Regions from separate parts of the Homo sapiens genome. Here all the other regions are linked to region 3. A link is a contact called in ENCODE Hi-C or POLR2A ChIA-PET data. All regions are on one chromosome and are shown on one strand. Each heading gives the region's core, a stretch centred on a gene start or an enhancer-like site at or near the end of the contact. The rest is flanking DNA. Distances are from core to core; before and after follow the strand shown.

The links. Hi-C counts contacts between places; a loop is a spot of excess contacts on that map. ChIA-PET counts read pairs that join two places held with the same protein, here RNA polymerase II (POLR2A). Pooled maps may share reads with other maps.
Region 1: a loop to region 3 is called in a map of PC-9, with 4 times the contacts of the local background. The contact joins two enhancer-like sites. A Hi-C loop is called at or near these places in 1 of 168 maps with a recorded cell type or tissue (PC-9) and 2 of 50 pooled maps. POLR2A ChIA-PET finds 5 or more read pairs at or near these places in 3 of 52 experiments (H1, OCI-LY7 and PC-9).
Region 2: a map of PC-9 shows a loop between it and region 3 (12-fold over the local background). The contact joins two enhancer-like sites. A Hi-C loop is called at or near these places in 3 of 168 maps with a recorded cell type or tissue (MCF 10A, PC-9 and mammary epithelial cell) and 3 of 50 pooled maps. POLR2A ChIA-PET finds 5 or more read pairs at or near these places in 2 of 52 experiments (MCF 10A and PC-9).

Annotation. Positions count from the first base shown.
Region 1 is chr14:80,566,095-80,569,717 of GRCh38, reverse strand. All of the region lies in intron 20 of CEP128 (centrosomal protein 128), which reads left to right. Among named protein-coding and RNA genes, the nearest start is that of DIO2, 360 kb to the right of the region's middle. Within about 2 kb of position 1,482, at least 3 of the 41 ENCODE cell types and tissues checked have a DNase peak (open chromatin) inside an H3K27ac peak, as active enhancers do; they include PC-9, where a contact is called at or near this core.
Region 2 is chr14:80,584,074-80,587,818 of GRCh38, reverse strand. The region is part of intron 19 of CEP128 (centrosomal protein 128); the gene reads left to right. Among named protein-coding and RNA genes, the nearest start is that of CEP128, 360 kb to the left of the region's middle. Within about 2 kb of position 2,443, at least 3 of the 41 ENCODE cell types and tissues checked have a DNase peak (open chromatin) inside an H3K27ac peak, as active enhancers do; they include PC-9 and mammary epithelial cell, where a contact is called at or near this core.
Region 3 is chr14:80,387,795-80,391,468 of GRCh38, reverse strand. All of the region lies in intron 5 of DIO2-AS1 (DIO2 antisense RNA 1), which reads right to left. Among named protein-coding and RNA genes, the nearest start is that of DIO2, 180 kb to the right of the region's middle. Within about 2 kb of position 2,273, at least 3 of the 41 ENCODE cell types and tissues checked have a DNase peak (open chromatin) inside an H3K27ac peak, as active enhancers do; they include PC-9 and mammary epithelial cell, where a contact is called at or near this core.

The DNA.
Region 1 (3,623 bases), core at 233-2,732, 180 kb before region 3:
CTGGACTTTGCTTACCCCTGCTTTAGAATGAACTAGTTTAACTGTTAACTGGCATAGGGAGAGTCTAATAAGAATATTTTTTTGAATTTTTCCTCAAAGAATAAATTTCTGTTGGTAGAATTTGAAATAATTTGGTAAATGGAAAGAAAGTATAATTTTGAGTAATCAGACTTTTCTGAACTCCTACAACCACACTGTATCAGCATTCCATTATCCACAGGTAAGGTTGTGAGTAGCTGTCATTACCGGCGAAAACTGCCCAGGTGAGGCTATTAACAAACTCTCATCCAATTTATTCCTTCATTTCATAGACTTTGGAATTTAAGATCACTTACTTCCAGGGATGATTTTGAAAGCAATACAGTTGAGGATGCTTTGAGCTAAATCACTACTCTTTATTTATAGTCCTGAAAAGTAAAATGTTTTAGATTTAAAGTAATAATGTCCCTGAAATTTGTGACTTTAATTTGGGTAAGGAATTATTTGGGGGACCATTTTAAAAGTACTACATCATATCATTTTCTCTAAATGCAGAAATTTAGAAATTTGTTTGAAATTATTATAGTCAAATTAGTGCTGTTTTTATAGCTATTACTATTTATAACATTTTCAATTACTTTAAGATAATAGAGCTTTCCAACTCTTTTTCATAACTCACATCTCTCTCAAACAGCCGAAGCTACTGTTTAAACTTCCACCTTGGGAAGATGCTAGTCAGACTGCAGTGAGAAATCAGAGTGAAGCTCAGTTTGAAGAAAAAGCAGTTAAGTATTTCATAGGTAGGAATATTTAGGATATTTGGGACTGAACAGTTAATATACATCTGCTTTATTTTAGTGCATATAGGATAAGTCAGCCTTCATGTATGCTTCCCAGAAGTGCAGCTAAAAACTTAGTTGTTGGTTTTTTTTTCCCCTCGTTGTTCTTAGAAAGAAGAGTGTACCAATGATAATCAGAGGGCAGATAATCTGGTTACTTTAAATTGTTTAGCTACATTTCCCTTCTTACCTGCGCGTGTGTGTTGGGAAATGGAGATTAATAATAGTTTTAATCTCAGTCAAACTGAATTAAGAAGCAAGAAAAAGCTACCCCATCTCAGCCATTGTATTAGTTTAAGACTTTCTGCTTCGATGTTGATCATCCTCATCAGCAGCCCCTCTAGTGTAGAATGCTGAGGGGTAACTGAACACAGAAGCACACAGAAAGAATATGAGAGTGACGGGCAAGAAAGAGTCTCCATTACAATGTTCCTTGTGCATTAGTTCCTGTAAATGACTCTGCATGTAAATTATGATGTGGATTACTGGAATTGCCCAAAGGTAAGTCATTAATTCCAAAGGTGGACTATTTACTTGTAGCATTTAATGACTCAGCTGTGTGACATGCATGATAGTTAACAATCCAGTGCTGTAATTTAAAGACTCAGGAGAACACGGCGTGGGAGGAAGGATTCTGTGGTTATATGGGTTTCTCTGTAAACTTTTTCACCTAGAAGCCTAGGAGATATGTGCCCTTCGGGGAAACAAAGGAGATGTCAGCCTCAGGGAGTCTCATTAGACCAACTATATTCAGTGGCAGTCAGATACACAACCCTTTGTGTACCTGAAAATGAAAGCATACCCTCTTATTTTCCACAAGTTCTGCATGACACAAGCCTGCTCATAAATTATGCCATAATCATTCTTGCAATATGATTTGCATAGGAGTTCAGGGCATATGCCATTGATACATGACTAACCTCACGACTGGTGTCGTGTACTTTTTTTTTTTTAAATGTAAATCCTTGAAAAATATATGGTGTGCTGGTTTCTGAGTTGTTGGCCTTCTCCTGGTACTCCTCAATTCCTCTTTCTCCATCTCTTTGTGGGGACAGTCAGCATCTGAAATTGCACTGGTTGTCCTTTGCATTGCCCCTAGCCACCATCATAGTCTTTATTTTATCTGCAAATAATCTTTAGTTGTTCTCCAGTCCAGATGTCACTCACCTTTGTTACCTGTTACGAGCAGTTTCACTGGAGAATTTGACAGTCCCTGGAGAAAGATAATTCTGTCTCTTGCCCTTCATTTTGTCTGTAGTGATATTCTGTAGCACACACCTATGTACCACATTACGTTGTGCTTTAAAGGAAGAATCTTGAAATGATTATTTTAAAGGAAAATAAGGAAAAGAAAGCTCATAGCTTTGCTTCGTGATTTGAAATTTAAAGGGTAGTCTCAGAATTTTTGGTGTCAGTTTCATATAGCTACCTAGAAGTATGTATAGGGATTTTAAATAAAACCCTACCTTGCCGCTCAGGCTGCATTTTCCAGTCTGAAATCTGTCCCAACAAACCAATAGACCCCCATTTCTGTATCTTTCTCTTCATCTTCTTTGTTTTCCCCACTTGTATTCTTCACCCCACAAACCCGTACACATACCCCACTTCAATATAAATACAACCGCAGCCTTTCCTGAACAATGTCAAAACTGAAGTATAATGGTCAATAATCTCCTCATAATAAAACCACAAACTAAAACACCCACCAGAGAACACAGCAGAAGAAAGCTACAGAAGAACAACTGGCTGCCCTCAGGTCTCTGTCAAGGCAATAGTAGTAAATGACAGAACATATTGGAAATGTGGATCAACCACCTTGAGTCTGTTTTTAAATCCTGTGATTGTTTCTGCTTCTGGTTCTATCAGAGATTTGCCACACCCAGGTTGAAAATCAGGCAACAAGGACCATTATTGGGCTTCCCTGTAGGCTAGAACATGACATATCACTTTAAATTGGCTTTTCTTCCTAAGTCAAAATGTTGGTTTTTTTTTTTTTCCTTGACAACTTTTCAGACAAAATCTTTAAGCCTCGCTGTTTTTTTTTTCTTCAATATGTGTGTTGTGTTATTTTAGACGCTGAAGTAGGTTGTTTGAAAAGGCACATAAGCAGCCAGTGAAATGAATGAACAGAAATTGACTACAGGTATCTAATGATGGTTACAGTGAACACAGGATGATTGGGAAACCAGTGCAAGCTGCTCCAATGCCACCCATCCTGGAGTATTTGATGTATAGACAAACTTCTTTCACTGACTTTTAATAGATAGCATACAATTTTATATATAAATCACAGATGCATTTGGTATATTCAAAGCCAACTTATGCTACATTTTAAAGCTTTTTTTGATGTTGCTACACTGAGATAGTGATTTTTGTCTTGATTTTGTTTGAATTTTTTTTAAATCACTGTAAGAAATGCTGACCTTTTGTGTGTGATGATTAATCAAAGCCTTTCCCTTTTCATTATCTTAAAGTTTGGCAAAGAATACTATTTTAAATGTATTCAAATAATTTCAAATAAAATGACTTCTAGCTCTTTTAATTATTTAAAATGACTGACAAATTTTTAAAACGTAATGGATTGTCATGGGGAAATGCTGAGGAGAAAAAATATATATATTTGTATTTCATTCTATAGGGTTTATTTAGGAAGTAGCAGGTAAACTGTGAGTGTGGATTAAACAGAGTTGACTTTGGAAGGAAGAACGCCATGCAGTGGTCTCTTTGGGTGAAGTTGAGTGGATTTTTCTTCCAGAAGACAGGCTTTGTATTTTACAATAGTGATGGTAGGGAGTCCTCAATGTG
Region 2 (3,745 bases), core at 1,194-3,693, 200 kb before region 3:
GAAACTTATTCTTGAAATAATGTTTACAATGGATCATAAACTTCTCTTTCTCATTTTGGCCAAGACAGCCCATAGGCCAATTTAGAACAGTGATGTGTTTCCTACTGAATATGTTCTTACTTTCTCTGCTCATGTTACCAATAGAAATGACAGAAAACTTAATAGTTGACTGAGTCAGAACTTTCATTCTATATCAGGATGTTTCTCAGTGCCAGACTCAAGCATGAGGTGGAATGGGGTAGATTATTATGCTATTTTCTGTACTGTGACAGTTTTGTGGCAAGTGGTTTTAAATCTCTAAGGTTGTCGAAGTGGAAAGTTTCACCAGAAATGAATTAACATCAAAGAAAAACATGAGTACCTGTATTTGGATGTTTTACCACATACCCAAGACAGACAGTGAACTGTAAACCTTTCATTTATTGGACCAATTGGGCTCCATCTGTAGACCAGCATGTTGTTTCAGTGTCTGAGACAAACCACAAGGGATAGCCATACTTTTTGAATGTTGTTCTTCATTTTAACCTGTGTGTTTTCTGTGGTAAGGCCGGATGAGAAAACTCTTAACTCATTGCGGTATATCCAGATATGTACCAGTGGGTGGCAGTAGATATGGCAGAGTTCTAAATAATGTAGCTACTTATAATGGATGATGTCTAAAAGCAGTTTACTAATAGGCCTTTTTTGTTTGTTTGTTTTAAATTACAACTGTTTGTTTTGCACATTTTCCTGATTTTAGCAGAGATATTTAAGGGTGATTTAAAAAAAAAATACTGAGAGCTAATACGTATATAATGCTTCTTATATACCAAGCACTATTTTAAATGTTTTACATATATTAACTGAAAGCCCAACACATTTGATTGTTGTTTAGGTATTTGAGCTAATATAGTCATATTGTTATACCTTTATTCAATTTTTCTTTACTAGTATAATAAAATAGGAAAAATGTTTGCTGGTAAATGTTATATTAAGCTGAGAAACTGTCATTCATTGAAACAGATTTTGTGTTGCTGTTTGATTTTGTGAAATCTTCTGTGTGCTGTATATTGAATATATCTTGCTGAAACAACTGCCTTCTCAAGTGTCTAGGTATTTGCTTTCCATCATAGCCATATTTTTGGACGTCATCTCCCAAAACTGAGGAATTTTAACGTGGACAGTTGGTAACTGTGGGTCTTCCCACAGATTGTCGATGTTACACAAGTGCTTTAATGAAGTTTTCTTTTGTTTCTGTTTGGAGAGGCATTAGAAAATATATAGGCATTGGAATACTGTGTCATTTCAATACAAATCTTGAAAGTCAAAGCAGGGCAGTCACTTTTGTGTAAAGAAAAAAAAAGTACTGGACCCTGGTCCAATTCAAAAGCCCTGGGCTCAGATTGATACACCATTAACTAGCTATGTGACATTGACAGAGGCATTTGATCTCGGAACTCAGTCCTCCACTGTGTAACCCCAGGACACTAGATTAGATCAGTAGCTTTCAGTGAGGATAATTTGGAGCTTTGCAGCTTCACCATGCCACCACAGGGGTCTGCCCAAGGATAGGAAGGAGCTTGGTGGGCTGGCCCCCAGGCCCTCCACTTCTGTTTCCTTAAAAGCAGCTCCTTCTCAGCTTTTTAAATTACCTATTTATAATTTACATTAGAAAGTATATATGATTTCCCTTATAAGACAGAATTGTACTTCTTTAGGAAAAAAAAAAGCAACCCTAGGATTAGATTATTTCTGTGTTCTCTTGTCTCTAAAATGTCAATGATTCCAATAACTGGGTAGCTAAGGAAGAAAAAGAGAAACTGACCCGTTATCTCTGGCATGTAGCTAATGTCTTGAGTATCTGGAATGGAATAATAGAAGGCTAAGTCCATCATTTATAGGCTCATAAGGGTTGTAATGTGCTGCTTTATCTGATGAATTTTGTTATATGAAATTATGAATCAAATATATGAATATATTTAAATATATGAATCTGTTCACAAATAGAAATATCATAAATTTACTTTTTAATAAAATATTGAATTATTTTGAGAATTTGCATTATCTATTGTGTTTGGTAAATGTCGAGACACACAGAGTAACACTGGACAGGAGCACTGAATTATAGTAAGTTACAAGAGCCAGAGCTAAATGCTTTTCTCTAAACTGCAATCAGTAACTCAACATATTCTGCTGCCAATGTTACTCTGTCCAGTGCTGTTGTTATAAATGTTGCTGTGTCAGAAGCCTCTGTTTCTATAACTTTCTCTCCATTATCAGTTGGGCTTAGTTGTAATATGGATGAGGCATTTTATAGGAATGGTTAAAGAAAAATATAGTCATTTCTCAATTTGATCTTCAGTCTCCCTAGGAAGGTTCAAGTTACTAGATGGGTGTAATTGCTCATACACACCTGGACATGACTCACCTTTGAAAAATAAACAAACAATCTATCTGCTTCTTGGCTACCAGAAACCAAAATCAACATTAAAAAGTGTCAAACCTCCTTAAACAGCCAGATCACTGGTTGCAAAGACTGCAGAGGAAGAGATATAAAACTATCTTAGCCAAAAACTTGGTCGTGATATATTAACCCTAAGTGTTCCAGAGAAATGTAAAGCAGAAACAAAACAAAACAGGACAGCTGGATCATCCAATTCTCATCCATGATGTTCTGCTTTTTTATATGGCTTTTTCTCCCTCTAATGACTTTATGTCATAATGAGTGAGTATCAGCTCATTTAAAAAATTGGAACCAATCCAAGGAAAATACACAGGGCTGCTGCCCTTTTTACCAAAGATCTTTCATTAACTAATGTTGATGGAAGCAAATTTCACCACAGCAATTTACATGGTAGTTGAGTTGCTATTTGTATGGAACAGCAAACCAGAGAGTAATAAAAGAAAACACGAACATGTCAGTGGTGAGCAAGGGAGCAGAGCAGCCCTTTAGCTCTTTCCATGCTGATAAGAAGAGTAGAGCAGACCTTCAGCTCTTTCAATGCTGATAAGAAGAGCAGAGCAGCCCTTCAGCTCTTTCCATGCTGATAAGAACAAACAACAAGATTGTTCATTATAATGAAAGATACTAATCACGCTGTTATCACAGTATTAAGTCACTTTAACTATCTAGGGGTCTCACCTATATTCTCTTGTGTTTTGTCTGTTTGCATAGAGTGGTGCTTCTCAGCGATGCCCAGTAGCCATATTTCATCAGCACAGGTTAATAACCGTGTTCATCATTCCAAATGCATGTGCTTGAACAATGCACCTAACGAGTGAGCAGTGGCATACAGCAATGGTGTGGGTGGAGTGAGCAATTTTGGGGATATAAGTTAAATATCAAAGATAGAAAGGCAGTAGTTAAGGAGAACATGGATGTAAAATATGGATGGGCCAGAGGCAGTGGCTCACACCTGTAATCTCAGCACTTTGGGAGGCCGAGGCGGGCGGATCACTTGAGGTCAGGAGTTCAAGACCAGCCCATCTAACATGGTAAAACCCCGTCTCTACTGAAAATGTAAAAAGTAGCCAGGCGTGCTGGCTGGCACCTGTAATCCAGCTACTGAGGAGGCTGAGGCAGGAGAATCGCTTGAACCCAGGAGGTGGAGGTTTCAGTGAGCCGAGATGGCGCCACTGCACTCCAGTCTGGGCATCGGATGAGACGCTGTCAAACAAAAAAAAAAAAAAAAAAAAAATGTCACGGACGCCCTGATTCAGGGAACTTTTAAAGCAGGTCAGAAGAATACAGACAAGTGTGTATTTT
Region 3 (3,674 bases), core at 1,024-3,523:
ATTTCTTTCAGATTAACTCCCAAGGATTGTCCAGACACTTTTGTTAAAAGGAAAACCTATTGTATTGTGTATTGCCTAAATAAAAAAAAACTCATAATCATAGTTAAGAGGTATGAAAATGTCTATCTTTCAAAGGTTTTCATTGTAATGAGGTTTGACATACATCATGCCTATAGTGAAAAGTGCAAATTTAGAAGAAGGTGAACGATGGCAAGTCAGTTTTATACAATTGACAAAACCTGAAGGACAACCACCCACATGGCTCTCATCACTGTCAAAACCCATTTAGCTGAAAAGGAAAGAAAGAGAACAAAACAAAAGAGCACCATGCTTTTGAGGTGGAGACATACTGTGCTACAGGAATGCAGGGTTTCCAGACTGTATATGTCTGTGTTTGTGTGTGACATAGTCTTGACTCACTGGGTACCTGGGTCCTCCTCTGTTTGAGGAATTTGACTTTCTTAACCCTATGCAAAGCTACTTGCTGCAGAGCACAACAAAGCTGGCTATGTGCCAGCTCAAATAACAGCAACTTTTTAAGTCCCCAAGGAAATTTAGCTTCAGCCACATTCTTGAATTCCTTTGAGCAGCCCTCTGGGCTGATGCTTCTTAGAGATCTTCTCTTCAGTAGCAGTTATGAGGCTAGCAAGGTCTGAACTAGTTTCCATACCATATTATATAGCTTTGAAGAGCACTGGGGAGTGAACTACACTAGAACTTTGGTTGATGATCTGTAGAAATGACATGGCACCCCAGAGTAAAATTGCATTATCTTAAAACAAGTGATAAACAATTTTGTCTATTCTTGGTGGTGAGTATAAGATGGTAGGGAAAGTTACAAAATTTAGGCTCATCTAAAGCATTATCTGTGTTTTGATTATAGCTGCAGGTTGAAAATATTAGATTGTTAATTTTGTATATTTCTTTTCAGTGCCCTCAAAAATTTTGGCAGATATATGAGCATAGGCTGCCATCCTTGGAAGGATGGTAAGAAGGAAGGAAAGAGGGAAGGAAGAAACGAAGGAAGGAAGGAGAATGTACAGAGAAAATTGAATATGGACTCATAGATTCTTGGGCCTGGCTGAGCAAATGTTAGTTTTTCAGTGAAATAACTTCTATATGCTGGAACTAAATTGGTATGATGGCTCTGAAGCTAACATCTTTGGTTGTCTTTTTTTTTTTTTTTTTTTTTTTTTTTTTTTGACAGAGTCTCACTCTGTCGCCCGGGCTGGAGTGCAGTGGTGCGATCTCGGCTCACTGCAAGCTCTGCCTCCCGGGTTCAAGCCGTTCTCCTGCCTCAGCCTCCTGAGTAGCTGGGACTACAGGTGCCCACCACCACACCTGGCTAATTTTTTGTATTTTTAGTGGAGATGGGGTTTCACTGTGTTAGCCAGGATGGTCTCGATCTCCTGACCTCGTTATCTGCCCACCTTGGCCTCCCAAAGTGCTGGGATTACAGGCGTGAGCCACCATGCCTGGCCTTGTTTGTCTTTTTTGAAGCATCTTTAGAAATGTCTATTTGTAGGAGAGATATGAGGTTCACAACAATATTTAAAAACCAGTTAGGCATATCAAAAAAAGAAATTTTATTAGAATATTCCCAGTCTTTTCAAAATGTAATCTTGTACCATCTTCCATAATAGGAAACACTGACTAAATAAAGTGTTTCTCAAGCATGGCTGGTATACCAACTTTGAGGGTTAGTTACGACTTTTTGCCAGAACATCCATTTACTTTCCTAGCCTGGGGGAACTGAACTAGCAAATAGATGTCACTTTTATAAGCACACAGTGCCATTTTAATCTACGCTAAATGAAAGAGTTTAAAAGCAAAAGGAAACTTCCAGTCACATAAAACTCTTTCTTGTTAATATCTCAGAGTTGCTTGTAATATTTGGGGTGGTAAGGAGGATGAAGAAATCTCTCTGGCACTTAGCTTTAGGTTGGACAAACCACATTCACTCTATACTCAAGCTTATTTTATTATAGTACATTTTTCCCTTCTTGAATTTTTAATGTCTTCAACATGCCCTTTGACCAGTGACCTCTGCTAGAAATTTCTCTAGATATGTACAATAATTAGACAACACAATGTAGAAGTGTTGTATGTTTCTTATCTGCATCTCATTTGCTTGTACTGACTTAGCCAGTCTATGATCAGAAGATATTATAATTTCCAACCACAAAGAATGTATTTTATTAACTCCTTTTCGAATTCTTCTCACTCAGTGAATGATTCAGAGGGAAAATGCTCAGATTCAGGTGAAGAGAGTCATACCAAATACTTGCCAGACCACAAAAACTTCAGCTGCCTGGGCTTAAGGCTGATTTCAGTCACTTAAGAATTTGGGGATGAAAACACTGTTTACAGTGAACTTGTAGCAATTCTGCAAATGTCACAAGGACAGGGATCATGTCTGTCACCCATTCAGTTGAAAAACAATTTAAGTTTACTTTAATGACTTTTCATCTCTTTATCAGAATTGTTTAGATTGTTAGACTCTAATAATTTATAGACTCCAGGATTAGGGTTTCTTTCCTTAGAGACATTGAAGTTCTGCCCTCGTAATCCTGCTTAGGGGAAGACGGTGTGCTCTGTCTTGCTTTTCTGTCGCTTGTACTTGGGTCTTCGTGTCCTAATTCAGATGCTTTCAAACATGAGTGTGCATCAGAATCGCTAGAAAGCTTGTTAAACTATGGGTTGTTGAGCTCCCTCAAGAGAGTTTCTCGTTCAGTAAGTCTGGTGTGAGACCTGAGAATTTGTTTTTCTAAATAGTTCCCAGGTATGGCTGATGCTGCTGGTCCCAGGCCCAGACTCTGAGAACCAGCCGCCAACCTCCACACCCAGGACATTCCACTTTTCTTTTATTCACAGATAATTTGTTTCTGTTCAGATCATATTCCTTCTCCTCACTTTTACACATGATGCTAAATGTGCTAAACATGCTTCAGCCTTCCATTTAACATAAAAGCATTAAAAATATCTAGCTTTCATCTCAGGTTATTCACCTGGGCATTGTAGGGATACATCTAGTTACCTAAGGATGGTTTGACATTAACTACCACATCTACATTTTGAATCATGCAAACTCAAGCAGACACGGCTGAATCAAGGGCCATAGAATTCTGTTTTGTGATGCAAGCTTATTTTTGTTTCATGATGGAGCTCTCCACCCCACTGGTATAATTTTCTCATCCACATAGCCTCTAGCTATCAGTAAAGGTGTTCTCTAAATAGTTGTTTCAGAAAATAGAAGTGTTCATGTTTTCATACAGTGATGTATTTATTGTTTTAAAGATATTTTTGAATCAGTTATGCCTAGGTTGTTTGGGTGACCTCAAAGTGGGTCATCCAAGTTGGTCATCACCAATAGGCAAAAAGTATAAATATAACCCATGCTAAGTGTAAAACTAAATGCCAAGGAAGCAGTTTATCTTGTTAAATTCTGCCAAGGGCAAGTGACACAGCAGCTGCAGACCAGTTTGTAGAGGCCTGGGGGGCCATGCTGGCACCGGGAAGCCTGGCTCTATCCCACCTGTGGAAAAAGCTCACATGTGATCCGAGAGACAATTATAATATGACTTAACACAGTAGCTGAGAGGTGCAGCTTCTTTTGCAACGTTCAGGACTAATTCCATGGATTTTCTTCCCCCTGCTCAGCGGCATTCGGCAGC